Linked DNA regions of Mus musculus: all the other regions are linked to region 2. Evidence: chromatin loops called from intact Hi-C (ENCODE). Cell type or tissue: heart. All regions are shown on one strand.

Region 1 (4,000 bases), 160 kb after region 2:
ATATGTCCATAGTGTGTGATGCAGGCAGCCCGTGTTCCTGTCTCATGGGCCAGATGAGGCGTCACCACTTAGCACACCCTTTCTTGTTCACCTAGCACGCCCCTCCTCTTCCACCTATCATGCCCCTCCTCCATCACCTAGCATCCCCCCTCCTCCATCACCTAGCATGCCCTTCCTGTGGGCAGTAGATGGGCTTCTGGGTTGCTGAACTAAATAAGCTCTTCTGAAAAATAGCATCATATAATTTTAAAGCTGTGTTTCCATGGGAGTGGGGATCAAAGGAGACTTCAATGCAAAGCATAAAAGCCCACATTCTTACTATTCATCATGAGCCAGGTTTTCAGAAGGACATTTGTTCATGACAAGCTAACCTTTTACATTTTCCCATTCTAAACCTCAGAAGCCAATTGGAACTTAGTATAAAATGGTTGAATTAACAATACTCACTTTTTTTTTTTTTTTTTGTAGATGTGTTCTCAGCGAGTTGACATTTTGTGTGTAGCTTCTGGCGTGGGTTCCAGTAACAGCTTATGCTGTTTTTTTATTTAATTTTTCAAAAGAGAGGTTACAAGGAACTTTAAAAAATGCTAAAAGTTCACACTCGTTTTTATGCTTGTGAGGTTAGCCCTTCATTTTAGGTGTGGCACGTTGGTACTTGATAAATGTTTGAAATGTCTTCATACGTTTGTTTTTTGAAAACAGGGCTCACTTGTCAGCATTGTTTGGCAGACTTGTGTGAACTCAGCAAATAAAATGCCATTCTTAGGGTGTCAAGGTGCAGCTGTCTTCTGGCCCCTCCCCTCCTTATCTCTTCCAGTCAAGGATGAAAGTATGGAATTCCATTTTGGTGGTTCCCCCTGCAACCAAGCAACTTGCAGGGGGAGGCTGGTGTTTCACCTGTCATGGTTGGGATTACACGTTCTTCATCAAGCACTTCCCCTCTTGCGTCATTCGTTCTTGGAGCCAAGAATCACAGCCTAGTAGCCAGCAAACGGTGGGTGTCTAGCTGTGTCTTCCTAGTATGGTTCCAAGTTCAGCACGGCCACCACTGGGCTTCACCAGGACTGAGTCTAGGTCTGAGAATGTGGGCTCCGGGGCCCATATGGTATGAGGGTGCAGAAATTCCACTGAAAGCAGGTCCATTCCCACGCTGGCGAGAAAGTCGCCATGTTTGTTACTCTTCTTGATGCTGTGATAAAACACCCAACCAAAGCAACCCAAGGAGTAAAGAATGGTTTGGGATTACAGTCCACCGGGGCAGGAAAACGATAGCAACAGAAACTTAGGTGGCGTTTCACATTACATCCTCAGTCAGTGCCTTAGGTGAGAAGCACAGTGAGGCATGCAGGCAGATGTGATGCTGGAGAAGGAGCTGGGAGTTCTACATCTGGATCTGCAGGTAGCAGCAGGAGACTGTGTGCCATACTGGGAGTAGCTTGAGCATATAAGACCTCAACACCCACCCTCACAGTGGCACACTTTTTCCAACAAGGCCTCACCTACTCCAGCAAGGCCAGACCTCCTAATAGTGGCCCTTATGGGCCAATCATTCAAACACATGAGTCTATGAGGGCTACTTCTATTCAAACCAGCATAGTCAAGAAGTGGAAAGAGATGAGCTCAGCTGACTTTCTCCTCCTCCAAACCCCGTCCAGGACCTCAGCCCATGAAATGATGTCAACCACTTTAAGGTGGATATTCCCTCAAGTAACCTAATCTAGAAATTCTTACCCAGTCATGTCCAGAGATTCATCTTCTGTGACTCTAGATCTATCAAATCGACAGCATTAACCATCACTATTACTCTTTCCCATTTGTTGAATTTTGAACCTCCAAAAAATGTTGAAGTTGTGACCTCTAGGACCCTAGAATGTGGCCTTGTCTGAAGACAGGGATTTAAGTGAGACCATAAGTTGCCATATGTAGTCAGCCAGTTAGATGTAACAGGGCCATGCAGAGAAAAGAGCATGAAGAGACATATAGAGAAGGTGGCCACGTGACTTTCACAGGACAAGCCAATCCAAGGGATGCCGGTATACTCCAGAAGATAGAAGAAGCAAGCATCACCTTATGCCCTCAGAGTGTAGCCATGGCAACCCTTAACTTGTACTGCCAGCCTCCAGAACGCCTAGACAACCTGTTGCTGCTGCCTTTGACCACGTGGTTTGTGGTTCTTGGTTGCAGCAGTCATGGGAATCTGCACACAAGCTTGCATGACCTTCCAAGGGCGGCTACAGTGGTCACAGTAACTGGACTCAGTCCTTTACCACTTCCTTATGAGCTTCCTGTCTGCCCTCCCTGTGAACATGGTGACCTAAAACCTTGTGTGGGGTAGGTGTGCTCTGTGTAACAAAGCAAAGATCCGGCCTGCATGAGCAGAAGTGAGCGATGGTGGTGAAATCACTGATATGAGCCTCAGGTCCCACCCAGCCATGTCTGCCATTTCTGTCACACTTCCAAGGTGAACTTGGGCATGGCCAACCTGAGATCTCTGAAAAGCGTTTGATGCTCACAGAAGCAGTGAAATCGAATAGGCATTGCTCTGTGGGGGTTGTGCTAAGCCAGGGTCTGCTTCGCCTCAATACACAGCTTTTCAGTCTTTGAGGATCCTGTAGCCTCGTGATTTGCCCACCAGTCATGCAGCATTGAGTCAGACCAGGATCCAGCTTCCATGGCCCAATGCTACCAGCCCTGTCAACAAACAGTTTAAAGGAATTACCCCAGGGCCAGCACTGGGACACATGGTTTCTCTCATCGCCTAACCTGTAACCTAATCAGAGACAAAACTAATGTCCCAGCATTGCTTCACAAATGAAGAAGCAGGAGAAGACACGGGTGGAGGGTTGGGGGTGGGTAGTGGGGGGGGTGTAGTGGGGGGTGGAAGGAATGGGGTTCTCTAATCCCTTCACCCAAGAAGCTCTTTTAAATCTGTAATTTAGGATAGCAGCTATCTTCACCCTGAACTTGTTATGGGAAAATACTTTGGGAGTTATAAACAGCGTCAAGAGTGTAGAACATTTGTCTGAGCTGTAGAGAATTGACACGAGGTGTGCATCTGGAGCAGTGGCAGCTTGGTGCAGCCCCTGCTGTGAGCATCGTTCCAGCATTGGTGGCTGAAGAGGATGTCCTGAAAAGATACTCACAGGCAGAGGTACGAGGATGTGAACTGAGGAGGCAGAGTGTTGATCTGATTGGTCAGTCTGGCTATTCTATGGAGATTTCCCATAATCCAACTGAGAATTTGATATCAAAGTCAAAGTTAATCAAGCAGTTGGGTGCAGGAAAGTAAGTGCTTTAATAATTTTTAAAAATATATTATCTATAATATAAAATATTTGCACAGCTTGGTGCTTTTTATCTATAGAAAGTATTTAAGGCGCATTACCTCTGGGGTCTCCTAGCAGAAATTTTTCTGGACTCTGGAACATGCGAGCACACTGTTTAGACTCACCACCTCTTCTTTCTTTCTTCTCGTGCCCAAAAGTTGAGATTAAAAAAATGCAAATCCAGGTAAATGTGATCGAACTTCTGTGGAATATCGTGACTTGGGTGTCGATCTAAAGTGAGCTTTTAGTTATAGATTAGTTATAGTTATAGTTATAGTTATAGATTATGTGGCTTTTGTCTGTGTGGCTTCTGCAATGAATTCGGGGACTCTTCTGTGGGAGTACTGTGCAGGTGTGGACCCCATATGCGTCGTATTAATTCAGTTCATTTGGTTTCTTTCTAGCTTTGGTAAGCTTGAACTGTAATTGGCTCTGCTTTTGTCTGTGGTTGGATGATTCCCAATAGAGGATCTTGTTCTGTTCGTGTAAATAAAGCACCATGGGCTGGGTAGGTGAACAAAAGACACATTAACCTGTCATGTAGTTCTGGAGCTCAGAGGTCTGGGGACAGGTTTCAGCCTCCCATGGGTCAGTGGCTGCTGATGGCTGCTTCTGATCTGCTGATGATATATATATTTTTTTACTGTATTGTCACTTGGCCAAGAAGACATCTC
Region 2 (4,000 bases):
GCCTGAAACATAAAGGATCCCAAGTAAACACTTACTGAGGCGAACAGTAAGTCAGCAATATGGGTGGGAGGGGAAAAGACAAGACATTATAAGCAACTACAATACACATCAAGAAATTCCCCACCAACCAGGGAAAGCAGGCACACGACAAACAGCAAATGTACAATCCTGCTAACAGAATAATGATCTTCTGTCTCTAGTGGATATAGTTAGTCACCCAACACTTTATGAGCACCTACTGTGTGCCAGGCACTTTATAGCGACTGCGGCCCTTGCATTAAAACACAAAAACAAAGTTTTCACTCATTCTAAAAAAATGTTAAAATTTTAACATCTATGAAATAAATATACTTCTTGCAACCAGCACCAATAGTTTAAGTGATATTGCTTTTCTTTCAAAGCAAGGTCTCTTATTATCAATACTAAATTACTTATTCATGCTGTAGGGAAAACAATGTTTCCAAAGTTTTGCTCAGTTATTCTTCAAAGCCTCATTCTGTTAATTTTTAAGGAAGCACACGGAAAAAAAAATCAAGACTGACAACTAGTATACTTCTTAAACCCATGAGGGTTTGTGGGTGTATTTTCAAAACCATGTGAATGAAGGTCACTATTTTTTCCTATGCAAAAAGCTGTCCTTTGTTAAAAACAATAGCAATGCTATGAATGGATTTCAGAGTCACAAACCTTATTGAACCACTCAGGGCTTTTCTTTTTAGCTAATGATAATGTTGTAACAAATCCAGCTAGCATTCCCGCTGCGGCTGCAGAACCAAGGAAAATTCCACCTGCCAAGAATTGAGAGAAGGGATTAAAAATAAAACTTAAATTAAAGAGAATTGCACAACGAAGTATCAGAAACTTTCAGGATTACATTCAAAACTCGAAACATCATGGCTAGGCGGCTCTTGTGAAGTGGGTCTGAGAAACCTGCGTGATCTCACGACCTCGGGTTTCTGGTTCAAGGGTACGCTCTGAAGCTCAGTTCTTCAGGGCTGAGAATGGGTTTTTTTCCCTTCTCTCTGTCCTCAAGGACAGCAGCGCGAAGTTTTTCCACGGGAAGAAGAGATCGTGGCAATCAGAAAAGGGCAGGGCACAAGAAAAACTATAGATAAGGATGGGTAAATACAGTATGGACTGGAGAGTAGATGGCAGGATTTACCCGCCCCTGCCCAAGGAGACTTCACCTGGTGAGTGACATATGGGCCCCACTGGCTGAGTTCAGAATAAGGGCTCTCAGAAAAGAATGTGTTCCGGAACATCACATCCCAGCTCAGAGCAAGCATACCTTTAACCAGAAACAACCGATCGTCCGGAGACCCTGGAGCTTCTAATTCAGAGGACTCCCCGGGCCCAGGACCCGAGGTCTCCATTTTAAAGTCTCCTACTCTACTGTTTCCGTTACCAAAGAGGCCCGAGTGGAAGCTCAAGGGAGAGAGAAGAAAGGTTCCGCGGCTGCCTTCCCTGTGCAACCTGAAGAAAGGTCCGGGTTTCCCACTTTCCCCGCTTAACACTCTTGCAGTGAGAGAAGACAGAAAGGCTGCTCTCTGTCCCAGCCCAGAGCCGAGGGCGGCGCCCCACAAGACGGCCCTCCTGGGAGGATCACTCGCCTTCTTGCAAGGTGATGATCTGTTGGACTTTAGTAAGGTTTTGGGTTTTTTTTTTTTTGGTTTTGTTTTGTTTTCCCTACTTGGAAGAATACTCAGTTCCGACTCTAGGAGGCAGTGAGAGGTCGCAAATGGAGCCGGGAGCCCATCTGCCTGGCTTGGATCCTGGAGCTGTTTACCACTCCAGATACACTTGCACTGCTTCTAAGGATTTGGTCCGCACTAACAGACCACGATTCTAAAAAGCAAGCCTCAATATTTTCCCCGCTTCTTTCTGAGAAATTTCGAAATAGTTATTTCAGGGTTAAGTGACATGCCCAATTCTGGAAGAGAAACATCTCACCAGCTTCGAAGCACACGCCCTTCCCAAGATCTGATTTGCCCGCCCCCAGTGGACGCGCTGGGCTGGCTAAATGATTGAATGAACTGAGCCAATCTAGAGAGCAGAGTACAGAGGCCCTCTCTCAAAGCTTATTAACACGGGCTCCAAGGCTGCCCCGGACTTGCTGGGATCCTTAGCAGCCTGCAAGCAGGCCTGGGAGGACGATGTGCCAGGGTCTACGGACAGAGTAAATGGCTATTGAGGGAAGAGTAGTGGGAAGTAGCCAACGTTTTCAGCCTCTCAAAGGGAGACCTAAGACATATGGCATCATCTTTTAAAATGAAGCCAGTTCTTTAGCCTCTAGCCTTTTTCTGAGCACTTTAAGGGCATGGGCATCTTGAGGGTGGAGATTGTTATCTATACTCATTTGATATTCCCCAGCTCTCAGTGTATTACCTGGTCATGTATAATAAATGCCTGTCCGAGGGACGGGTAAATGAAAGCATTAGTTTTTGCAGCAGTTAAATGCATTTATTAGCTCAGACCTGCGTTCAGGTCGTAAAGCACTTCTTATTTGTGTGAACTTGGTGTTTGCCATATAGCCTCTCGTTACCTCGTTCCCCTCAATTATTAACTATGGAAACAGTACCTCACAGGATTTTTGAATGAAGAGGTGCGTGTGTGTGTGTGTGTGTGTGTGTGTGTGTGTGTGTGTTGTACATCCCTCTTGACCACTTGAAAAGCTGATACAAGAGGATAAATTCAAATCTAACCTAGGTAACAAGACCCAGTTTCAATCTTTTAAAAGTTATGAGTGTGATGGAGTTAGCATAGTGTCTGGCACACATAATATGCGTTTTAATTGCTGTTATCATTGATTCTAGTAGTTTTTAAAGCATTACATACGAACGGTTAAAGCTGCCCAGTCTCTCCCATTAGAGACTTTATCTCTGAAAGTCTGGGGCAGCATGAGATCTGATGCTAGGCTTGGTTGAGGACAACTGCTCTGTTTCTGTCCAGTTCCTTAGAAGCCTAGTTTCAGAGTCTGGGAAGGCCCCTTACAAGTGGGCAAATACTGTGCCCACTTGTAGGCACTTACAAGAAGGACTTATACTTCTCCTTTCCTGTCACATATAATAATAGTGACTATAGCTGCTAACATATTGGATGCTTCCTATATGCCCTTGCTATATCTTTTTGGGTCACTGAGAGCCCATCAGGTGATACTGTTCAGAGCTGGCAGAATTTTTGAACCATGAGGCCTAGTGGTTCAAAGTCACTGAGAGGTGTGGCCTATAAATCCAGCTTTGGCTAATTCAAGAGGGACTGTGAGACCACAGCCTCTTCCTCTTCCTGTCCTTGCTCTGTTCAAGGCCAGAATGGATGCCAGGTGTGGTGGTGCATGTGGGTGTGTTGCAGAGCAGCCTTGTGTACATAAGAAGTTCCAGACCAGCCAGGGATACATAGAAAGACCCTATTAAAAGAAAAGGACGACTTTGCTCTGCTGCTGAAAGACCCACAACGTGAGGACTCCCCCACGTTCTAACTCAGGATAGGCCACACCCCAAATCACTCACGAGAAACAGTCTTGATGCAAACTGCAAGAGGTTTATTTGGGAAAGACCAGTGCACTGGGGACGACTTGTATCCCATGCAGGGGTAGAGGAGTTGACCACGAGCTCAAGGGGTCAGGAAAACAAAAGAGGAAACACAGACAAACAAGATCAGTGCACTGGGGACAACTGGTATCCCTCCCAGGGATAGAAGAGTTGACAATGAGCTCAAGGGGTAAGGGGTTTATAAAGACACAAAAACCACAAACACCTGGCATTGGTCTATAGAAAGGCAAAAACCACAAACACCTGGCATTGGGCTATAGAAAGGCAAAAACTGCAAACACCTGGCATCCTGGAACAATGGGGCTATTTTGGACACAGATCTAGGGGCTTAAATAATTTTTTACTCTCTGTCAGGATCTTTTACTGCCTCTTCTCATCGTGATGGCGATGCGAAAGGACCCTTGCCTACAACTTTCTTGTTTGTTCATTTGCATGGATGGGACAGAATCTAC
Region 3 (4,000 bases), 480 kb after region 2:
CCTCTGTCGCCACACTGAGCCTTAGTTATGCCAAACCTTCCATATGGAGATGGTGTGTCTGGTGACTGTGATAGCCACATGCACGTGAACGGGCTTTGAAAGTGAGGCTCTTGTAAGGGGGCCTCTTCCCCTGTGCGCCATCCAGTGAACCAGTGTGGGGGTGGGTTGTTCAGAATAAAGTGTGCTGCTAGTTGAGCAATCAGTTAAAAATTAAATAGACAGTTAATTAAAGAAATCAGTAGTTAAAAAATCATTTCATCAATATTTCATTACAGAATAGATGCTATTTTCAATCATTTGAATGGTTTTTTTCTGAGTCACTGCCAGAGAATGGTAAATGCACTTCAGACCGCTCCGAGAACTAATCAGTTATCAATTCCTTCCAGCCTTACCCAAGGAGTATCAGAAGATAGGGAAGGCTCTGCAGAGCTTAGCGGCAGTGTTCAGCTCCAGCGGTTATCAAGGTACGGGGCAGTTGTTAATACTTTTCTTGTTAGTAACTGTACAGTGATTGTCCCCCTTGAATCACGTGAGCACGTGTGTGCGTTATGTGGTGCACATGTCAGGGTTAGAGGTATTTCCTCAACTTAGAATTATTTTTAATTTAAATTATTTTTTACAGTCCATATTCTATTCCCCCCAGACCCCAACCCTCCCTCCGATTGCTCCACATCTCACATCTTCTCTCCACCCCACCCCATCTCCACATGGATGCCCCTAACGCCCACCCCACCTGACCTCTAAACTCCCTGGGGCCTCCAGTCTCTTGAGGGTTAGGTGCATCATCTCTGAATGAACACACACCCGGCAGTCCTCTTCAGTTATGAGTTATAGGTTTAGTTCTATACCCCATTTTTTGATTGGGTTGTTTGGTTTTTTGGTCATTAACTTCTTGAGTTCTTTATGTATTTTGGATATTAGAATTTTATGTATAAAGCGCTGGTGGTCTTCTCTTGTGGCTCTCCATAAAGCATACAGTAGGTGCTGGTACACTGTCATAAAGCATACAATAGGTGCTGTGTCACCCTGCTGTGCCTTAGAGCATGTGGGTTTACTCTTCCTGAGCAGAGTGAGGCTCCGAGTGCCTGCTGAGGGCACCAAGAGCAGCCTGTACCATCTCTGCTGTCAGCCAATGAGCAGTTGATATTTATATTGCACAGGACACTGGCATTAAATGTACTCAGTATATTTTATGACTTATTAAGTTTATTAAAACTTGTTTTTAAAGAGCTTCTCAATTCCTCTGGTTGGCATCTGTTTTAAGACAGTGCTCAGTGGCTGTTCAGCTTGGTCTTCTAATTATTTAAATGAGCTTGGTTCCTAAGGCTGCCTTAATTCCACCAGATAAATCTCTGGCTGCATCCACAGCAGTATGGATAGTGACACTAGAACAGTGTAAGAATTGTTGGCATGACCCTGCCAAACCATGAAACATCCCATAGTCTTGGAGATCCTTGCATGGAAATGTCTTTAGTAAGACAGCCAGCCGTGAGAAGGCGTAAGGACGGCACCTACATGGAGGAACACAGTATGTGGCCTGGCACCCTTCACCAAAGTGAGCCAGGTGCCTCCCTCAGATATGCCCATTTGAGGAGTCTCCCCCTGGCCAAGGAAGAAAATTGGACCATTGGTGAAAACAGTAATTGCCACAAAATGAGGTCTAGCACACATATGCACACCAGAATTAATAAGATACTTGGAATGTAATCCCAGGGCCTTGGGGGAGCGTGGGCTCCATCTGCAGTTCTGAAACTGTAACGACAGGCACACGCATTGGCGCTGCTTTCCCTGTTCAGATGTCACTTGGTGGTGGCCAGGGGCTCCGCAAAGCAGGGGTTCCTGATGGAAGAGTTTTAAAGAAGAACAAAGAAGCGATGTCAGAGAAAGGTGCAGTTCTGTCAGAGACGATCGAGGCCGCTTCTGGAAGTGCAAAAACTAGACTCAGCTAGAAACTGACTATGGATCAGGTTAAGCCTCCAGGCCTGGTGGCCCGCGTGAGGGCATGGGAGGGACAGAGGGTGTCACCACAGACATTGAGTGTGTAGTGCATGACTCACACTCCTAACACCCCACAAAAAGACAGGGGTGACAAGAGCCCCAGGTTAAGGAACATGCCATCCTGTCTGTGTGTGCACTACCTTTGCACACTGGCTCTCACAGAGCCTGCCTGAGGTGCTGGAGGCCCACACGCTGCTCTGCTCCTCGTGAGAGCAGAGCCATGACCTTTTCCTAGGTGTGCCGCAGTGTCCTTGTTCTTTAAAGATTGCCTAGAACGTGATGTGTGTCCCAGGAAAAGAGAAACCGGGAGCACGGGGTCTAGATGGAAAAGCTGGTCACTGTCTGAGTTAGAGTTTCTATGGCTGTGATCAAACACTAACCAAAAGCCACTTGGAGCAAAGCATTTGTTTTAGCTTACAATTGAGGAAAGTCAGGGCAGGAACTGTTGCAGAGGCCATAGAGGAACTCTGTTTACTGGCCTGTGCCTCCTAGCTAGCTTAGCCCCCTTTTGTATAGCACTGAGGACCACCAGCCTAGGGGGTGGAGCCACCCACGGTGAGCTGGGCCCTCCTGCGGTGATCATTAGTAAGGAAAATGCACCCGAGGCCAGCCTAGTTTTTGATTTTCTCAGCCGAGGTGTCTTCTTCCAATGACTCTACAGCTTATGTCAAGCTGACATTAAAAGCACAGACACCATCTGCTGTCTGGAAACCAAAGAGTGGGGGATGGGAGTTCTCACCAACGTTGACAGTTTTTAAGTTTTCTACACTAAAACTATCAATAAAGTCTGTAACAAAAACCGTAAGTGTGGGGGAATATGTGTAACACAGTATAGTCTCTTCCAAGACTGCTGTCTGTTTCAGGAGAGACCGACCTTAACGATGCAATCACAGAAGCTGGGAAGACGTATGAGGAGATCGCCAGCCTTGTGGCAGAGCAGGTACTGCTGGGATCACACTCCCCAGCCCACATTGGTTGTTTAAACCCAAACAGCTGTCCCCTTTCTGTTTCTGTGGCTTTCTGTTCATTTTATTTAGTGATAATGTTTTTCTTTTTCAGTTAAGCCAGAGAAGACAAATGTCTCATTAAGAAATCCAAGTGAAGCTTTGTAGCTTACACCTGTAGCTTACACCTGTAGTACTAGAACACCAGAGGCTGGAGGCTAGCCTGGGCTACATGGGGCGTTTTTGTTGTTGTTGTTGTTGTTGTGTTGGGTTTTTTTTTTTGATTTTTCGAGACAGGGTTTCTCTGTAAAGCCCTAGTTGTCCTGGAACTCACTCTGTAGACCAGGCTGGCCTCGAACTCAGAAATCCGACTGCCTCTGCTTCCCAAGTGCTGGGATTAAAGGCGTGCGCCACCACGCCTGGCAGGGCCTGGCAACATGGAGCGTTTTAAGCTGATCTCAGTTACAGAGTAAGGCCCTTTCTCAAGAAGACAAAGAAAAAGAATCTAGGCTGGGCATGGTGGCACACGCCTTTAATCCCAGCACTTGAGAGGAGAGGCAGGCGGATTTCTGAGTTCGAGGCCAGCCTGGTCTACAGAGTGAGTTCCAGGACAGCTAGGGCTACACAGAGAAACCCTGTCTCAAAAAACCAAAAAAAAAAAAAAAAAAAAAAAAAAAAAAAAAAGAATCTAAGTGTGTGTGTGTGTGTGTGTGTGGGGGTCCTGTGGCTCAGTGGTAGTTGGCCTAGATTGCTATTCATATCTGTAAGGCTCAGATTTTGATCCCAACACCGTCCAAAAATGAAGGTAGGGGATGGAACTGAAGTGAGTTGGCCACGGTGCCTCTGACCCACTCTCAGCCAGAGGCTAGAGTGGCGAGGAGCCCTGGCATAGCCCTTGCACTGCTGCCTGCCCTCTCTAGCTTGCTTTCCTCATCTGTGAAGTGCCTTGGATGAGCCTCAGGAATGTAGGCAGTATTTTTTATTGTCTATTAAAATATAGACATTAAACGGTAACATCTTTGCTTGTTATAATTTTATGCCTGTATTTTATTGATTAA
Region 4 (4,000 bases), 310 kb after region 2:
CAAGCCACCCCTTGCTAAAGGTTCCGCAACATTGCCCCCAGCCCGAAACCAAGTGTTCAAATACCCTGGCTCTGGGGGACATGTCATATTCAAATCACCACAGTCACTGTGACCAAAACCATTTCCAGTGCCTATCACCTTAAAGGAGCCTCCAAGGAAGAAAAGGAGACTGTTAAGTCAAATGTGTTCCTGTAGTTTATTGTAGAACTGGTATCCTGGTCAAGATAGCATTTCCTCTGCAGTGCGGAAAGTGCACATAGAGAACCAGGCAGTATTTTAGGGACTAGATACTGTGGGCCTCCGTGAGCACTCAGATACTCTGTATCAGAAAGCCTCACATGGGCACTCAGATACTTTGTATTAGAAGCAATGGGTGGATGACTGTAGGGGAGTGGTGTCTAAGGACCCAGGAGGTCTGTTTACTTCCAGACCTGGGGAAAGTCACCAATAACCTAGCATCTCCTGTAAGTGGGATGTGAATATTGGATCAGCAAACAACTGATGCTCCGGGTAGCATCAGAAACAGAATACATATTTATATTTGAAGGCTGTAGCTACAGAGACCCTTTTGGGAACATTTGTTAAAGGTAAAGATGACACAGTGTATATTTGGGGAATTTTTAGAAATAACTTAGTATTACTTAATATTTTATATCCTCCCCCTTAGAGTTCAGATCTGAAATGTCCAAGGCCTGGGTCCCACCTGTTGGGAGGTGGTGAAATCTTAATTGAAGAACAATTATTGAGAGTATGCCTTGGACAGGGATCTTGGGCACCCGGCCCCCTTCTCTGTTTGCATGTTGCCTGTCATGAAGTAAATAGGTCGTCTCTGTCTGCTGTCTTCCCCTGCCCCCAGCCCATAACACACTGTGTCTCTGCAGTCCCAAAGCCACAGAGCCAAGTGACCATGGGTTGAAGCTGTGAACCCCAATAAATCTTTCCTCTTTTTAAATTGATTCGCTCAGGGATTTTTGTCAGAGGAATGGGAACTAACAGTGCCTTTAATCTGATATCAAGCAAGGCGGAGGCAACAGTTCCACTGTTAAACGAGGTCTCCTCATAGACCTGAGAAGGCCAGATCATCCTCTTAACCTAAATCTGCATTCTAGGCGGACTCTGGAAGGTGGGGTAGTCTTCTGTCTATCAGTTCATGCCCATAAGTGGTCATAAGGCCAGAGACAGAGCTTTACAGCTGAGCAGAAATAAGCCCCGCCCAGCTTGAGTCCTTTTGACAGAATTAGAGCAAAAGCCATGAGAAATCTAAGCCATTGTAAACATGTCTATAGACCGCATAGAAAATTCATAGCATTTCAAAACTGCACTTTCAGACAAGCCATCAGCCAGAATAGAACGTGTCTCAAGTTTTACCCCCAAATCTACAGAAAGTGAAAGTAAATGGTCTCTTTGATGTTTTGAAGTTTTTATGGCTTTTTATATTTACTTATAGGGTGTGTGTGTGTGTGTGTGTGTGTGTGTGTGTGTACTCATGCATTCGATGGTGCATGCGTGGAAATCCAAGGTTATCTCCAGGAGTCAGCTCGCTCCTTCTATCACGTGAGACTAGAGGGAACTCAGGTCTTCAGGCTTGACCGCAAGCAAACACCTTCACCCACTGAGCCAACTCCATGGCCCTCCGTGGTTTCAGACTGAAGCACTAAATACTCACCTACTGTGTGGCATTGCAACATCTGAAACCATACATTTCTTTATCATTTAAACAAGGGCTATGACTCAGAGCAAAAGCCCCAGCGCTCAAGCTACAAAAGTCTGCGGGTAGACACGCATACAGAGCCAGCTTCTACTCTGGCCTCATTCAATATCTGATGAATTTTTAATCTAAAACAAAAATAAACAAAAAACAAAAACAACAAAAACCAATTTTATAGATAGAATCAGTGTTCAATTATTGTGGATCCTTTAAAAGGATTGTTTTGAAAATGAAAATGTTGGTTTCTTCCATGTGGTATTATTCATCTATATGAACTATCACCATCATAAATAGGGGCTTAGCCTTTTCCTCTTAAGATTACATAACAAGGGAGATAAATTCAAGTACACTTTAGAAACAGGGCCACCAAATTCAGAGAAAGAGGAAAGTGGTGATAGCGCCCTCTACTGGTGGAAGGTTAAAAGTCCGATTAAAAAAAAAAAAAAAAAAAAAAAAAACAACCTAAAGCGAAAAGCAGAGTGACAGGTGAGAAAGAGGAGAGTGGAAGATGAGAAGAAAAAGAGAAAACAACCAGAATGCAAGTAGGAAAGGAATGTATCGAAGAGAAATGTGGAGGGAGAGCACATAGGGTGTGCAGTAACAGACAGAAAGAAAGTTAAATAGAAACAGCTTTAAGAATGGGGGCTTAGAGGTGGCTTACGGGTTAAAAACACTTGCAGCCAAGCCCGACAACCTCGAGTTTAAGCCTGAGAATCCACAGGGTGGAAAGGGAGCACTGACTTCCTAACATTATCCTTTTAACTTCCACATGCATGTGCACACGCGCACACACATGCACACACGCACACACATGCACACGCGCACACACATGCACACGCACACACATGCACACGTGCACACACATGCACACACGCACACACATGCACACGCGCACATACATGCACACGCACACACATGCACACGCGCACACACATGCACACACGCACACACATGCACACGCGCGCACACGTGCACATGTGCACACACATGCACACATGCGCACACAGGCATGTGCACACACATGCACATTCACCACAGATAAATAAATGTAACTTTTAAATCCTTTTTTTAATCAACAAGAGGAACTAGAAATTAGAAGCAAAGGTCAAACAAGCAAGAGGGGGTGAGGATATTTGTATTGGGCATCTCCTGAGAACACGGGCTGCTTTCCAAACCATGATGTTCTCACAGAGGATCCATGACCATGAGAGTTCCCCCAGTCATCACCCTTAAAATTTGAACAGTATGACAAATATTTAAAAATTCTGACCTGAAAAAGTGTGTATGTGTGGTGTGTGTGCAGTGTGTGTGTGTGTGTGTGTGTGTGTAAAGTACAATTATAGCCCTGCATAATCCTGATTCATTTGATTCCATTGTTCTAAGGAGATGTTTACTGCAGACACTATTTATATACTTACAGTATGGAATGATAAATTCCAGTGTACAGAGCCTGTAGTTTGAAACTGATGAGACCCCACCCTGCCCCAGTTCCGATCATTAGAAGAGATATGGGCAATACCTCCCAGAAGTCCATTTGCATGAGTCAGGTGGCTTTCCAAGGCTGCAGGATTTCTCAGCCCTTAGGTTCACAGTTTCTGAACTGTGCTCGTCAGAACCTCAGAAACCTAAGAACGGCAGAGGGGGGGTCATGAGGCGTTTACACATAGGTCCTACAACCAGAGAGCGCCCACAGCTATGCCTACCCAGCCATTAAGGTGTTAAAACAAATGTACGTAGAAGTCAGTGTTGAAATAGACACTTGGAAAGACTTTGGGGTGACTTTATGCAGGTGTGTGTATGTGTGTGTGTGTGTGTGTGTGTGTGTGTGTGTACATACCCATGTATATGCAGGTGTGAGTGTAAGGTAGGTTGGAGCAGAAGTGAGGAGATCAGAGGTCAATGTTGGGTGCTGTTCGGCCAGCGCTGTCTATCTTGTTTTCTGAGAGTCTCTCACGGGCCTGGAACTCAAAACGTCGCCTGGGCTGGCTGGCCAATGAGCCCTAGGGTCCATCTGTGTATGCCTTCCCAGCTTTGGGTTTGCAGATATCTGCTGCTATGCCTGGCTTTATTATTATTTTTTTTTAGCATGAGTTTGGGGAACCATACTCAGGTCCTAGTGTTTGTACAACAAACATTCACCAGCTGAGCCTTTCCACAGTCCAGATGGCACCCAGTGTCACCACAGAAATCTATAAAATCTATAAAGCATTTTCAACAGAGTTCCAGCCAGTGACAACAGCGCTGTGCTTGCTTTTAGCAAGCCATGAGTCTGCATGGGAAGCCACCAAAGGG
Region 5 (4,000 bases), 290 kb after region 2:
ATACAATCCTCAGGCCAAGGGCTACTTTATTTACAGTGTAAACCAAACTGCCTGCACACTGGAGCATGCAAGCAGTGTGCACATACCTCTGTCCAACAGGAGGTGGGGGAAGGCAGGAAGCATCTTTCCGTGGACACCTACAACCACAGCACGTTGACCCTGACTCCCAGCACCTGAACTTTCTGAGGTGTTTAGAAGGCAGTTGCCTCTCTGTTTGCCTAAAGACATGAACTTCAAGTCCCTACCCACTCTGCTGTTCGCCATTTGTACAGCTGAGTCTCCTACATGGAGTTTTCCTGTCACCCAGAGGAGCTGGCTTGGGGCTGGACTTGGGGAAATCTTGCTGATAAACATAGAGAGCTGTAAAGTCAGCAACCAACCGTCTCTAAGACCTGCAGCCGGGAAACCCTCCCGACTCCCTGCTCACCCATGGCGCCAGCCTCCTGCAGGAAGATGCTAGCTGTGGGGTCTTAGTTGTGTTGCTTCGCTAGCTAATAGGTCTCCTTTGAAAGCAATATGGATGTAACCCAGTCTTTCCACTCTTCTCCATGAGCATCCCGCATACCCACACAAGAAACCCTGAAAACCGGATTTCCTCAGAGGGAAGCAAGAACAGAGAAAGTAGGCTATGTGCTCAGCAAAGGGAAGATACTGAGTTTATTAGGCAACAGACGTCCAAAGCATTTAACAGTCTCATTTAATCCTAAACCCACAGTGGAACATTATCACTCAATTTTATTTTAACCGTAAGGGGGATATACCAGAATTTCTACCAGTGTCTGTTGATTGTTTCTCTGACTGGTACACATGCTGATATACATGCATTCTCCCACTCACTCAACCAGCACCGTCCCTGAGGTTCTTGCTATGTGCTAAGGGCTAGACTCAAAAGATAGAAGGGCTATGATGCTCTTTCTCTCACACTCAGTGTCAGCAAGCAGCACAACGTGGAAGCAAGCCTGTGATGACAACATTAGGGACCTTCACCGGACATCAGTGTCCAAGCAACATCAATGGTCTCGGCTTAGACTCTGCAAGGCTCCCAAGCACCAACCTCAGAATGCTCTGCACGGTCTCTAGATTTAGAACCTAAGCAGAAGCCACCTTAAAGGTGCTGTAAGCCACTCTGGAATCTATAATGGACATGAGTCGGTTGCTTTTATGGTGCATTGGCCAAACAACGTAAGGGAAGAGAGATTTACTGAGGCTCATGGTGATGGCTCTGCTGACAGCTGCTCAGCCCCCTGTGCTTGGGCAGCACATGATGGTGGCAGAGGTGTGTGGTGGGATGTAGTGCTGTCAGGAGCATCTGTAAGTGTGTAGCACGTGTCTTCACTTCCTGGAGAACAGAAAGCAGAGAGTGGGGGTGGGGTGATGAATGACGACAGGTAGGAAAAAGATACCCTCTTTGCACGAACACCCAAGTGGCATGCGTTAGGCTCCCAACAGTCCCAGTACCTCCCTCTACTGGCCATGGACCAGTTGCACACCATGAGCCTTTGAGGGGCACAGAACCCTGCTTTGCCAAATCCCTGAGCCAAAGCACCTCTGACTGTCATAGGAACTATACAGAGGCATCTCTTCCACATGGGGGCGCTGTAGAGTCAGCCAGCAGCGGGCTTCCACTGTAGAACCTTTAGGTAGATCCAGAGAAGAACATCGAGGCCTTTAGATGCCTTGAAGAGGAACAAGGGTGGTGAGGGGAGAGAGAGCTAACTGCAGAGACCAGAGCACCATCATCTACCATATACCTGAGCTTGAGGAATTGCATAGCCCTTTCCTGCCCCAAGTTTTCATCCATAAGGTGGGAACAGTAATGTGTCATCTGGTAGGGCCTCTCTGAAGATGAAGTGGGATAGTGGACAGCATTCAAATCTTGCCTGACACAAGACAAGTACCATGGAAGAATCCACTCATACCATTTTCTCCCCGAAGTTCATGAATGGAAAGATCTGGCACACTGTAGCCTTTAGAGCATCTGCACAAGAGAGGGCGGGACTGTGTGTGTAAGCGCTGGGTTCCTACCAGTCAGCCCCGTGACCGTTAGCAGCTCACACTGCCTCGCTAGTCCTCAGTGCCCCTCTTTTGCTTACAAAAGAGGGTCTGGGGCTTCCTTATCTAAAGTCTCTTACAGCTCTGAGCAGCTGAGTCGATCCTTGAACGTCACAGTCCCAACACATAGGATAAGCCCACAGAAGAGGGCGAGCCACGACCCTGAGATCTCTTCTCCAGCCCATCACACCCCACAGTCTCCAAACTGAGCATGTCTATCCTTTCCAGAGGATGGGGCATTCTGAAGTCTGGTCTGTATGCCCCCTTCCCCCCAGAGTCACACTGTACAGCTCTCTCCCCACTTGCCTTGTGTTCCTTACATTTCTGGGGTAAGTCTCACTCGGTCACGTATGCAATTCTTTTTATGCTGCTGGACTTTACTTTGCTGGGATTCTGCCGAAGCAGTTTTGTCTCTATTCATAAGAGCTTTTGGTCAGTAGCTTTCTTTCTCTGTGAACTCATTCAGTGTTGGTATCAGGGTGACACTGGCCCTCTATTATGAGTTCAGAGTTGCATTCTCTAGTCTTTTGCTGAATAAGTTGTGAAAATGGATGCCATCTTTTCTTCAAAGATGTGGGAGAACTCACTGGTGAGGCCTCTAGCCTTGAGTTTTCCTTCACAGACAGATATTTGCTCTGTGCTGATGAGTCTGTTCCAAGTTTCTGTTTCTTGGCCAGTGTCAGCCATGGGTGTCTTTGCCTTTGTAGCAATGTGTGCGTCTCATCTGTTCCCGTTGACCCATCTGTCTTACATCAGTACTGGTCTATTCTGGAAATGGATGAAAGATGAGATAACTGGAGGACTGGAACTGTTAAAGCAAATAAAAAGTTACAATGATTTATAAATATGGAAGGAAAGAGATGTAGGTAGAGACTTCAGTGCAATTAAAAGGCACATGGTGCAGGGCTGGCCAGATGGCTCAGTGGGTAGAGCTGCTTTCCATTCAATTACAACCCTGATGACTTGAATTTGATTCCCAGAACACACATGGAGCTACAAAGAGAAAACCAATCCTGCTGAGTTTTCCCCTAACCTCTACATATATTCTGTGGCATAAACACACCCACACATAATAATGAGTAAGATAATAAACTTGAAATAATTTTTAATGCACATGGAATAATCCCTGAGAGACAAGTTGGGATTTTTTTTTTGAGGCAGGGTTTCTCTGTGTAGCCCTGGCTGGAACTCACTCTGTAGACCAGGCTGGCCTTGAACTCAGAAATCCGCCTGCCTCTGCCTCCCAAGTGCTGGGATTAAAGGCGTGTGCCACCACTGCCTGGCAAGTTGGGATCTTTTTAAAGGGTGGTCTTTGTTTTAATCTGTGTGTGTGTGTGTGTGTGTGTGTGTGTGTGAGAGAGAGAGAGAGACAGAGACAGAGAGACAGAGAGACAGAGAGAGACAGAGAGAGACAGAGATAAAGACAGAGAGAGTGAGTTTATGCGTGTTCACATATGTGAGTACAGGTGTCCACATACCACAGCACACATGTAGACATCGGAAGACAACCTCAGTTCTCCTTCACTTCCACCTTGTTGGGACTGTGCCTCTCACTGTTCCTAGGTGCGTCTGCAAGGCCAGCTGGCGCATGATCTCCTGGTGATTATCCTAACTCTGACACCCAGCTTGCTCCTACAATTGAATGTCAGATGTGCGCCACCGTATCTGGCTTTTGTGGGCTCTGAGGATCCAGCTTAGATCTCACACTTGGGTGGAAAGAGCTTTACCCACTCGACTATTTTCCCAGCCCTGATTTTGGTATTTATTTACTTATTTTATAAAATACACATGACTTTCCTCTCTGAGAGGGCTGGAGCCTCCAGCCAAGGGACTCCACCAGGGGTCCTGCATCTTCTACAGTTTGGTTTGCCTTCTTTCTCTTTGAATAGCATTAGAGGCAAATGTATATGCCCAGAAGTGTCCTGGAGATGCTAAGGTATGGTGAAAT
Region 6 (4,000 bases), 92 kb after region 2:
CAAACAGGTCCCTCCACAGCGCCCATCCCATAAAGGCTGGTAAGTGGGTAATTTCAGGGCTAGTGTAGACCAGGTTCAGCATTCTTCAGGTGAGAAAAGTGTTTTAGACAAAAGCTTGTCAGAGATAAGATGGAACCCCCACCTTCACTCTGGCCCTGCCAAGGGCTTTAGAAGGATGAACTAGAAGTAAGGTAAAAATAACTCAAAGGCAGAAATAAATTCTAATCCACCTCCAATACAAAATAGTATATTTGTGCCCACAGCCCTTCCCTACCAGGCACTGATGCAGCCCTGACCCCTTTGGAGCTGGCAGTCAGTGAGACACAAAGCTAGCGGCACAGATCTGAAACTGCCGACTTGCCGAAACAGGACTGTAGTTTGGTTTTTTATTTTTTGAAGTACATTTTGATATTTTTCAACCGTTCCAATTCTCCACCTCCTCTTTAGCATTCTGAGCACTGTTGTTTCCAAGGATACCTCCCCTTCAATATATTTCCTCCCTTTCAATATATATCTGGACACACCTTTTGACTAACTTAGCTACCTTTCAAATTTTATTTGACACAGTGAGGCCCATTCACTCAAGGAAGCTTTGCGCTGAACTGTGTGTTAACACAGTGTCCCTCTCTTGTGAATCACCCAGCATCGCAAGGAGTCAGGTTGCTGCCTTAACGCTGAGCCTGAATTGCGCCTCCAAGGCAGGCAGTCCCATTTAAAATACCAGGGAGCATTTTGCCTGCCTCTTCTCATCCATGGAAAAAAAGTGGAGGATCAATGTGGCGTTTCAAAGACGGTTCCTTGTTACCAAAGAGCCTGTATATTAATAGTTGCATCTCTGTGGGAGGCAGGGGATGATGTGATAGGAAAGGAGAAGGTCCTTTTTAAGGCTTGACATAATTCCCCCACTGATGCTAGTGAGATAAATTTCACCCACCAGGATTCTGGCCTTCAAACCAATGAAAGAGTGGAGTTGGGGAGATACTTAGCATGCAAGCCCAAGGAAGAGAGTTTGGCTCTCCCACCCCCATGCAAAAAGTCAGGTGAGGTGGCCCACACTGTAACCTCGGGGAGTTCAGGAGAGTTCAGGAAGTGGAGACAAAAGAGTCACTGGGGCTTGCTGGTCAGACAGTCTAGCCAATCAGCAAACTCTAAGTTAAGTGGAAGATCAGTCAAGAGAGAGAGAGAGAGAGAGAGAGAGAGAGAGAGAGAGAGATCATGAGCTACATACAAAGCTAGACATGTGTCTGATGACGGAACATCTTTGTGGCAGCTTTTTCTTCCGCTCTGCACAGCCTCCAAAGCTCACAGGAGTGATGCTGCTGAGGATGGTGGTCCTGGAGCTATGTCTGCAGGTGCATATGTAAGAGAAAAGGCTGTGCAAACTTGAGAGCCTTTAGTCTCCGTGTCTGTCATCTGTTCACCTTCTGTATTTATCTCACACAGTCAGGAACATTTACTTCAGGGATCCTCACACGTGGTGGCACCTTTTCCTCGAGTGGGACAGTTGAGCCCAGCTGTGTTAGATACCCAAACTATCCAGACCAATTGAGTCACTACACATAATACCTTTATTGTCACCAGTCCCTTCAGTTTTATTCATCTGTTTAGGTTTCCATGGATATTTTATCTGCCTGCATATCTGTGTATCACATTGGTGACTGGTGCCCACAGAAGCCAGATCGCCTGGAACCATGTGGGTGCTGGGAATTAAACCCGGGTCCCCTGGAAGGGCATTCAGTGCTCTTAACATTGAGCCATCTCTCTTAGCTTCATCATGATTAAAGGCATCTACTGTTCCTCCCACCACTGTATGCCAGAGACAGCTGACGTTTGCCAATGGCCTGCTGCAGGTACCATTCATAGCCCACCTCTGGGGCCCACCGTAGACAGTTTGACAGATGAGTACATGGGAACTCGGAGCCAAAGGGACACATATCCTGACAGACTTGTGATCCTACAAAATGCCACTGTGCCAGGTTCTACAGACACCACAGGGAGCCACACAAGTTCTCTTGTGGAGGACCGTGTGGCTACAGAATATGGTAATGCAGACAGTGGAAAACTGTAGGACTGCACAGTGAAGTGCACATGGGATGGGGCAGGGAGAGGCTCCTGAGAGGAGGTGATGCCTGAGAGAACTGGGGACGCCAAGTATGTGTGAGAATATCTGTTACCTTAGCACTTCAGAGGATGAGGCAAGAGGATCGCCACAAGTTCTAAGCTGCCTATGTAATGAATACCAGGCCAACCTGAACCACACAGCAAAAATAACTGTTTAAAATAAAAGGCCTCATAGAATTGTACCTTTCCTTGAGAAAGTGTTTGTTTGTTTGTAGCTCAGTAGTAATAAATCAGATTCCAGAAGGAGGTTTTTAATTTGCTGAGCCAATTTGAGTTTCTGGCTCCCCCAAGTGAGCGCTGTGGGTTTGCAGGACGGCCTCCTCTGGAGTTCATTAGAGAAGCAGAGGACTCACAGAGCCCTCCAGGAGTCTCGGACTGTTATGCACAGAACAAAACCACCCAGGGGCTTATCAGAGCCAAGGCCCCTCCTTAACAGCTTTGCATGGTAATATGCCAAGAACACCTCGCCTGGTGGGTGTTTGAAGTGAGTGACGTTTCAACCAACCTAATTCAGGGCCTCTGCTCCTTTCACCCACATTTCAGCAGACACATGCTTTGCATGACAGCTTGCTTGCACCCAAAACAAACGTACTTCTTTTTCTGATCAAACACCAGATACCGAAGTGACTTCTTTTTGTTTGTTTGTTTTGTTTGTTTTTTTGTTTTTTTGAGACAGGGTTTCTCTGTATAGCCCTGGCTGTCCTGGAACTCACTCTGTAGACCAGGCTGGCCTCGAACTCAGAAATCCGCCTGCCTCTGCCTCCCAAGTGCTGGGATTAAAGGCGTGCGCCACCACGCCCGGCTCCCAAAGTGACTTCTGAAGATGTCTGAGGAGTGACTGCAGGTGATAAATTTAAACTAACTTTGTTCTGGTGGGAGGTGTGTTGGGAGGAATGTTGAACAAGCAATGCCGATAGGACGTGGATTCTGGGGGAATGGTGGACTAATGGCAGTAAGAAGTTTGTATGCCACTTACTAATTGCTTGAAGAAGAAGAATAAAGACAAGACCAGATGCTTGTGTCTTGCCAGTGACAGTGGACATTGATTCAGTGAGGTTGGGCTTAAAAACAATCACTGCCCTATTATTTTCCTTGCACAATTTTGAATCAAGATAAGAAGAAAAGAAAGGGGGGGAGAGAGAAAGAGAGATTGAGAGAGAGAGAGAGAGAGAGAGAGAGAGAGAGAGAGAGAGAGAGAAACGAACATCAGGTCGGGAAGGACCAGTGCTCCTGAGGATCTGTGGGGAAGGCGGTCCTGATCACACAGACTCTCAAGGACACTAATTAGCAGGGTCAGGATGCTGAAGCTATGCTCCACGAGCAAACACCTAAGAAGCCTTTCCCAGCTAACTGTTCCATCTCCACAGGCCCCAGAGACATTGCCACCATCAGGGTTTAGTTTTAAGAATGTTGGGGAAGGCTTATAGAATCTTTGTTCAATGACTGTACTTTCAAGCCTATATTCAATCTCTCCCTTACTTGATGTGTCCAATCTCCATGGAAATATCACTCAACTTCCTACCATCTCTAAATTGCCACTGCTACCCAGATCTGAACCCTGAACTCTGACCCAGATTTTCTCCTTGGAGTTATGTCTGGGCCTGCTAGGTCACCCCCACCCTATTCCAATTCTGTGTTCATTTTGTAGCCACTCTGTAGCCAGAGAAAGCATCCCATTAGCTCTAAAATTAGGTTGTTCTGATTTCTTTTTTTTTAAATCATTGATTTTTTTAAATTGGAGTTACATCTATAGATTGGTATAGGAATAATTGACATAATTGTGTTGTATCTGCTTGTACAAGAACACACTTCAAGTGTTCATTTGTATCCTCGGGTCTGTTATAAGTTTTCCCCATAAGAAACATGTATAGCCTGTGCT
Region 7 (4,000 bases), 170 kb after region 2:
AAGGACTCACAGCCCAGATGGCGGTCTGTCCTTGGCCCCGCTCCCGCTCTTACACATTCTCCATCCTTTGGGGCTAACCTCCACACTTCTGACTAATCCAAAGGAACTTTTCCTTGTGTTCATCCTTGAGAACTTGATCTTTCTACTTCTCATTTTCTCACGACCCTCTTTCCCTTTTCCACTAATAAGAAATAGTGGCATCTTTGACTAAATTCCTATTCATTTAAAAGCATCTTTACCGCGTGAGTATCGTCTGCCCGCCAGTGTTTACCTTTCAGAAATAGTGTGATCTCTGTCAGACATCACACTATTTCTTGGTAAAAATGTCTTGTGTTTGCGGTTATGCTTTTATTTTGGCTTTCCTACATATCTATGTTGCTGGTTTATGTACGTAGACATGTGTGCTCCACTTCGAGCCTTTTGCCTCATTTTTAGCTGGCCTGGAACGCTGCTGCAATCTTGAGAAACTGTTAGCGAAAGTGTTTGCTCACTTCTGTCCTAGCGCCTAGATCCTTGGTTCTCAACCTGTGGGTCTCGACCCCTCCACAGAGTTTGCATCTCAGATATCCTGGATATCAGATATTTACATCGTGATTCATAACAGTAGTGAAATCACAGTTATGAAGTAGCGATGAAAATAATTTTATGGTTGGGGGTCATCACTACACAAGGAACTATTATATTAAAGTGTCACAATGTTAGGGAGATTGAGAACCTCTGGCCTAGTAGAGTCTAGTGCATCTGAGCAGTTTTCTTTCTTGTTTTTGTTGATGCATGCCCCATGAGAGCTTTAGGAAGTGGTTCCTTTTGAGATTATAGGCATCTAAACATGTTTACTTTACTCTTTCACTTGACTGATATTTGAGTTAAGAATAACATTTTAACCAAGCAAAATTATGAAGAAATAATCCTGTTATCTTTTAGCTTCCAGTTTTGCTATTCAGAAGTTCTGGGTCATATGCAGTAAGAGAAAACTGCCCAAACCTAAACTTTTTTATTACTCTATTTTTCTTTCTTCCAAATCCCTCAGACTATTTTCTTTATATCTGGCTTTCTGGGGATTTTATTTTCAATTTATTATTTAGTATGCTTTTGTTCCTTTCTTCACATTTCACTGTTACCAGCCCCCCTTTCCTGCTTCTCCCTCACAGACTCCTGCAAAGAATATTCTAGACTCCCATTCTCAGCTGCCCCTTAAAGCCACCCTGGTGAATTTATCCATCCTGGGAAAACCCTCTTTGACCACATTTTACTAAACTTATCAGCCCTGGCCACATAGTCACTGCATTGTTCCAGAACTTTCTCCCCTTGGCTTCTTTGCTGCTGCTCTTGCAGCGTCTCCTGGCTTAGCCTCTTCTGCTGGCTTTACTTTCTCCACTTGTTTCTTTTGCAGTCTAGAAAGGGCAAGAAAATGCAGTGCTCCAGTGGGCTAAGAGAAAGCTCAGTGAGGTAGAAGAAAGGGCCGGCACAGCGCCCAGCCCCTAGGATCTCGGTCTTTGCAACACCCTGCCTGCCAGTGGCTTTAGCTACCACACCTGGGTTGCTGGGCTCTTTTCTATGCAACAGATAGGTCTGCTTCCTCTTTATCTCTTATTAGGATTAAAAACAATATGCTATTTTGAATCATAATTTGTCTCTGTGACTTGGACATCAAATGATGGGGAACAGCTGACTCCAGCCCCAGCCAAGGCCTCCTGCTTCTAACGCAGAATGGAAGTGGGAAACAGGAAGAGGCCCCACCCTGCTCCAGATGTTCCCCTTGCGATATCCATTTCCGCGATTCATTGTCTATACTCGGTCTGGGTCTGCTCAGAGTGGAGGGTGGGGTGGGTAAGTGGTGGTTAGCGAGGATGGGAGAAAACCATTTATAGAATTGTACTTTCTCTGAGTCTCTGATTCCCACATCTGCTCGTGCCCCTGCTCAGTGCCCCTGGACTCCTCCTCCTCCGTATGCTGTTAGTTTCTGGAAGACCCCTGGGTGCTTGTTAAGTGTAGCGCGCAGCACAGTGTCATAAACAAATGGGCTCTTGGTGATTGATACCTTCGGGGTTGATCCTGTCTGTGACAGCTGGGAGAGGCACCAGCGGCTGGCAGCAGCCTTAATACCTTAGAAATAGATTCTTAGATGAAACAGTCTGGGCTGGGCACTGATGAACTAAAATGGGGGAAAATCCTGCTTTGAAGAAGGTAGCTTCAGGCATTTTCATAAGCTCCTTGTGGGTATTATCTTACTTTTGTTAGGCCGCTTCGGTGGGTCCTTCACTTTCCACCCTGAGAGGGGAAGAAACCTAACAGTAGAGGGTAAGGAAGGAACTTGTGCATGTCCAGGATTTTAGCCGATGGTGTGAGTTGGATGTCCCCTTCCCTGACTTCGGTTGAAATTTAATCGTTACTGTAACTATACTGGGAGGTGACCCTTACAGAGGTGGCCTGGGCACCAAAGCCTCTGCCTTTAGGTATGTGACAATGCCATCATCATGGGATTGGTTTTGGTGTAGTAAGCTCTCCCAGAAGGTCCTTAACAGATGCTCAGTAGACACTATCCAGTGCTTTTAGACATTCCAGCCATTGTGTGAGAAAGATTTCTGTCTACACACAGCTCCCAGCCTCAGGTATTCTGTGATAGTAGCAGGAAACAGACCACTCAAGTCCCACTGACATAGGCACCACAGTCCCTGCTGCTCCAGTGACCTCTTGGCCACCTGGCCTCCCCCACAGTCGTCACCTCTAGTTCTGCTCTCCCGTAGAACTTCTGTGAACCACCCTCCAAAAGTAGAGCCTTGTTCTGTGCCATGCAGACCTGGTACGTGGCAGGGGCTTATAGCTCACATAAGCTCATGGTGCTTCCTTTTGGAAAGGAGAAGAATAATAATATACATTGTTTCTAAAAACTCAATGCATCTGTTGGAGCAGCTCAAAGTATGTTCACTGTTTGGTTCGTGGGATTGGTGCAAATCTAATTTGCACACATGTCAGAGTTCAGGATTTGTGTATATTATGTATTTGGGGAGAGTTGTTTGCTTGTTTTGAAATAGGGTGTCCCTGTAGCTGGACTTTTTGGCTATTTGTAAATTTGTCTTTCTTCAGCCCATCTCAACCCCTTCACTTCTTCCCTTGTAAGCCCCTAACACAAGGTAGGAGAGAAAGAAGAACAGAGGGGGAAGAGGGCAATGAAATCGTTAGACTACTTCCTGCTGATCAGGGGCATCAAGTTCCTTGGGGCAAGTTTGATCTACCCATCAGGATATTCAATTTCTCCCTTTTTTTTGTCTCTGTGCACAAATTGACAAACTGTAGCCAACAACACCCAGCCACCAACTGGCAAACCCTGTTGGGGCCCTAGCATTTATTTATAGACCCTCTGAAGAGTCCCCAGAATCCCAAAAGTCACACACTTGCAGAAGCTATCTGCAGCTGGTAAAAATCACTCCCCTGCTAGAGCACGAGGCAAATCATAGTCAGCTGCTGTGGACACTCTGAAGCAGCCCCATAGCCCACACCTGGCATTAAAATGAAAACACATTCTTATAATAATTTTTGTGTTTTTAGAGAGACCAAAATTCTCACTACAGTGTCCCATTCTGTTTTGTTTGTGTGCCACGCTAGGGATCAGATATTGTAGGCAAACGCTCTATTGACTGAGCTACATCTTCAGCCCGTATTCTTAAAATGTCTTTATTATCCCTTGACACATGTTTCCATTTTATATACAGTTAGCATTTCATTATCAACGGCAAAACAAAAGCAAAAAACAAAACAACAAGTGAATTAAAACCCCAGTGTTTGGGAACTGGGAACAATAGTCATGGTGAAGCAGGCTGTGTCAGCATCGCAGAATAAATAGGTTTGTGGGGCTTCGTTTAATAGCATGGGCGTTCTAAAGAGAAGGGCAGTCAATGCTGTTGCTTAAGGATGCTCGAAGGCAAGGACTCCTGGGAAGGCACCTGCGCCTGGAGCCTTCTGAGCAGCTCACTCTCACCAGGTTGCTCTGCTCCATGAG

Evidence for each region. Hi-C counts contacts between places; a loop is a spot of excess contacts. Peaks named below come from ENCODE experiments on the same cell type or tissue, not always from the same donor. Only the 100,000 strongest peaks of a DNase experiment are listed, where the experiment ranks them.
Region 1: it touches region 2 in a loop (2.1-fold over the local background); 2 of 42 quality-filtered maps call a loop at or near these places.
Region 3: it touches region 2 in a loop (2.7-fold over the local background); 9 of 42 quality-filtered maps call a loop at or near these places.
Region 4: a loop joins it to region 2, with 4 times the contacts of the local background. A loop is called at or near these places in 37 of 42 quality-filtered maps.
Region 5: a loop joins it to region 2, with 2.8 times the contacts of the local background. A loop is called at or near these places in 28 of 42 quality-filtered maps.
Region 6: a loop joins it to region 2, with 8 times the contacts of the local background. A loop is called at or near these places in 13 of 42 quality-filtered maps.
Region 7: it touches region 2 in a loop (2.2-fold over the local background); 2 of 42 quality-filtered maps call a loop at or near these places.

Annotation. Positions count from the first base shown.
Region 1 is chr17:5,599,938-5,603,937 of GRCm38, forward strand. All of the region lies in intron 1 of Zdhhc14 (zinc finger, DHHC domain containing 14), which reads left to right. Among named protein-coding and RNA genes, the nearest start is that of Gm52305, 75 kb to the left of the region's middle. In heart, no CTCF peak of the experiment used is centred here; a DNase peak (open chromatin) is centred at 2,214.
Region 2 is chr17:5,438,845-5,442,844 of GRCm38, forward strand. It overlaps Tmem242 (transmembrane protein 242), which reads right to left and starts at 1,416. Exons shown (of 4, transcript NM_027457.4): 1 at 1,289-1,416; 2 at 688-788. The coding sequence starts at 1,373. In heart, CTCF peaks have their summits at 1,728 and 1,928; DNase peaks (open chromatin) are centred at 1,457 and 2,027; H3K4me3 peaks cover 1,864 bases; H3K27ac peaks cover 1,485 bases.
Region 3 is chr17:5,921,744-5,925,743 of GRCm38, forward strand. It overlaps Snx9 (sorting nexin 9), which reads left to right. Exons shown (of 18, transcript NM_025664.6): 13 at 387-464; 14 at 2,862-2,938. Among named protein-coding and RNA genes, the nearest start is that of Gm46599, 4.6 kb to the right of the region's middle. In heart, a CTCF peak has its summit at 1,748; no DNase peak of the experiment used is centred here.
Region 4 is chr17:5,746,601-5,750,600 of GRCm38, forward strand. The region is part of intron 8 of Zdhhc14 (zinc finger, DHHC domain containing 14); the gene reads left to right. Among named protein-coding and RNA genes, the nearest start is that of Gm41519, 22 kb to the right of the region's middle. In heart, CTCF peaks have their summits at 2,102 (motif pointing left) and 2,317; no DNase peak of the experiment used is centred here.
Region 5 is chr17:5,732,083-5,736,082 of GRCm38, forward strand. The region is part of intron 8 of Zdhhc14 (zinc finger, DHHC domain containing 14); the gene reads left to right. Among named protein-coding and RNA genes, the nearest start is that of Gm41519, 37 kb to the right of the region's middle. In heart, CTCF peaks have their summits at 1,512 (motif pointing left) and 1,717; no DNase peak of the experiment used is centred here.
Region 6 is chr17:5,530,520-5,534,519 of GRCm38, forward strand. The region is part of intron 1 of Zdhhc14 (zinc finger, DHHC domain containing 14); the gene reads left to right. Among named protein-coding and RNA genes, the nearest start is that of Gm52305, 5.2 kb to the left of the region's middle. In heart, no CTCF peak of the experiment used is centred here; no DNase peak of the experiment used is centred here.
Region 7 is chr17:5,613,476-5,617,475 of GRCm38, forward strand. All of the region lies in intron 1 of Zdhhc14 (zinc finger, DHHC domain containing 14), which reads left to right. Among named protein-coding and RNA genes, the nearest start is that of Gm52305, 88 kb to the left of the region's middle. In heart, no CTCF peak of the experiment used is centred here; a DNase peak (open chromatin) is centred at 1,746.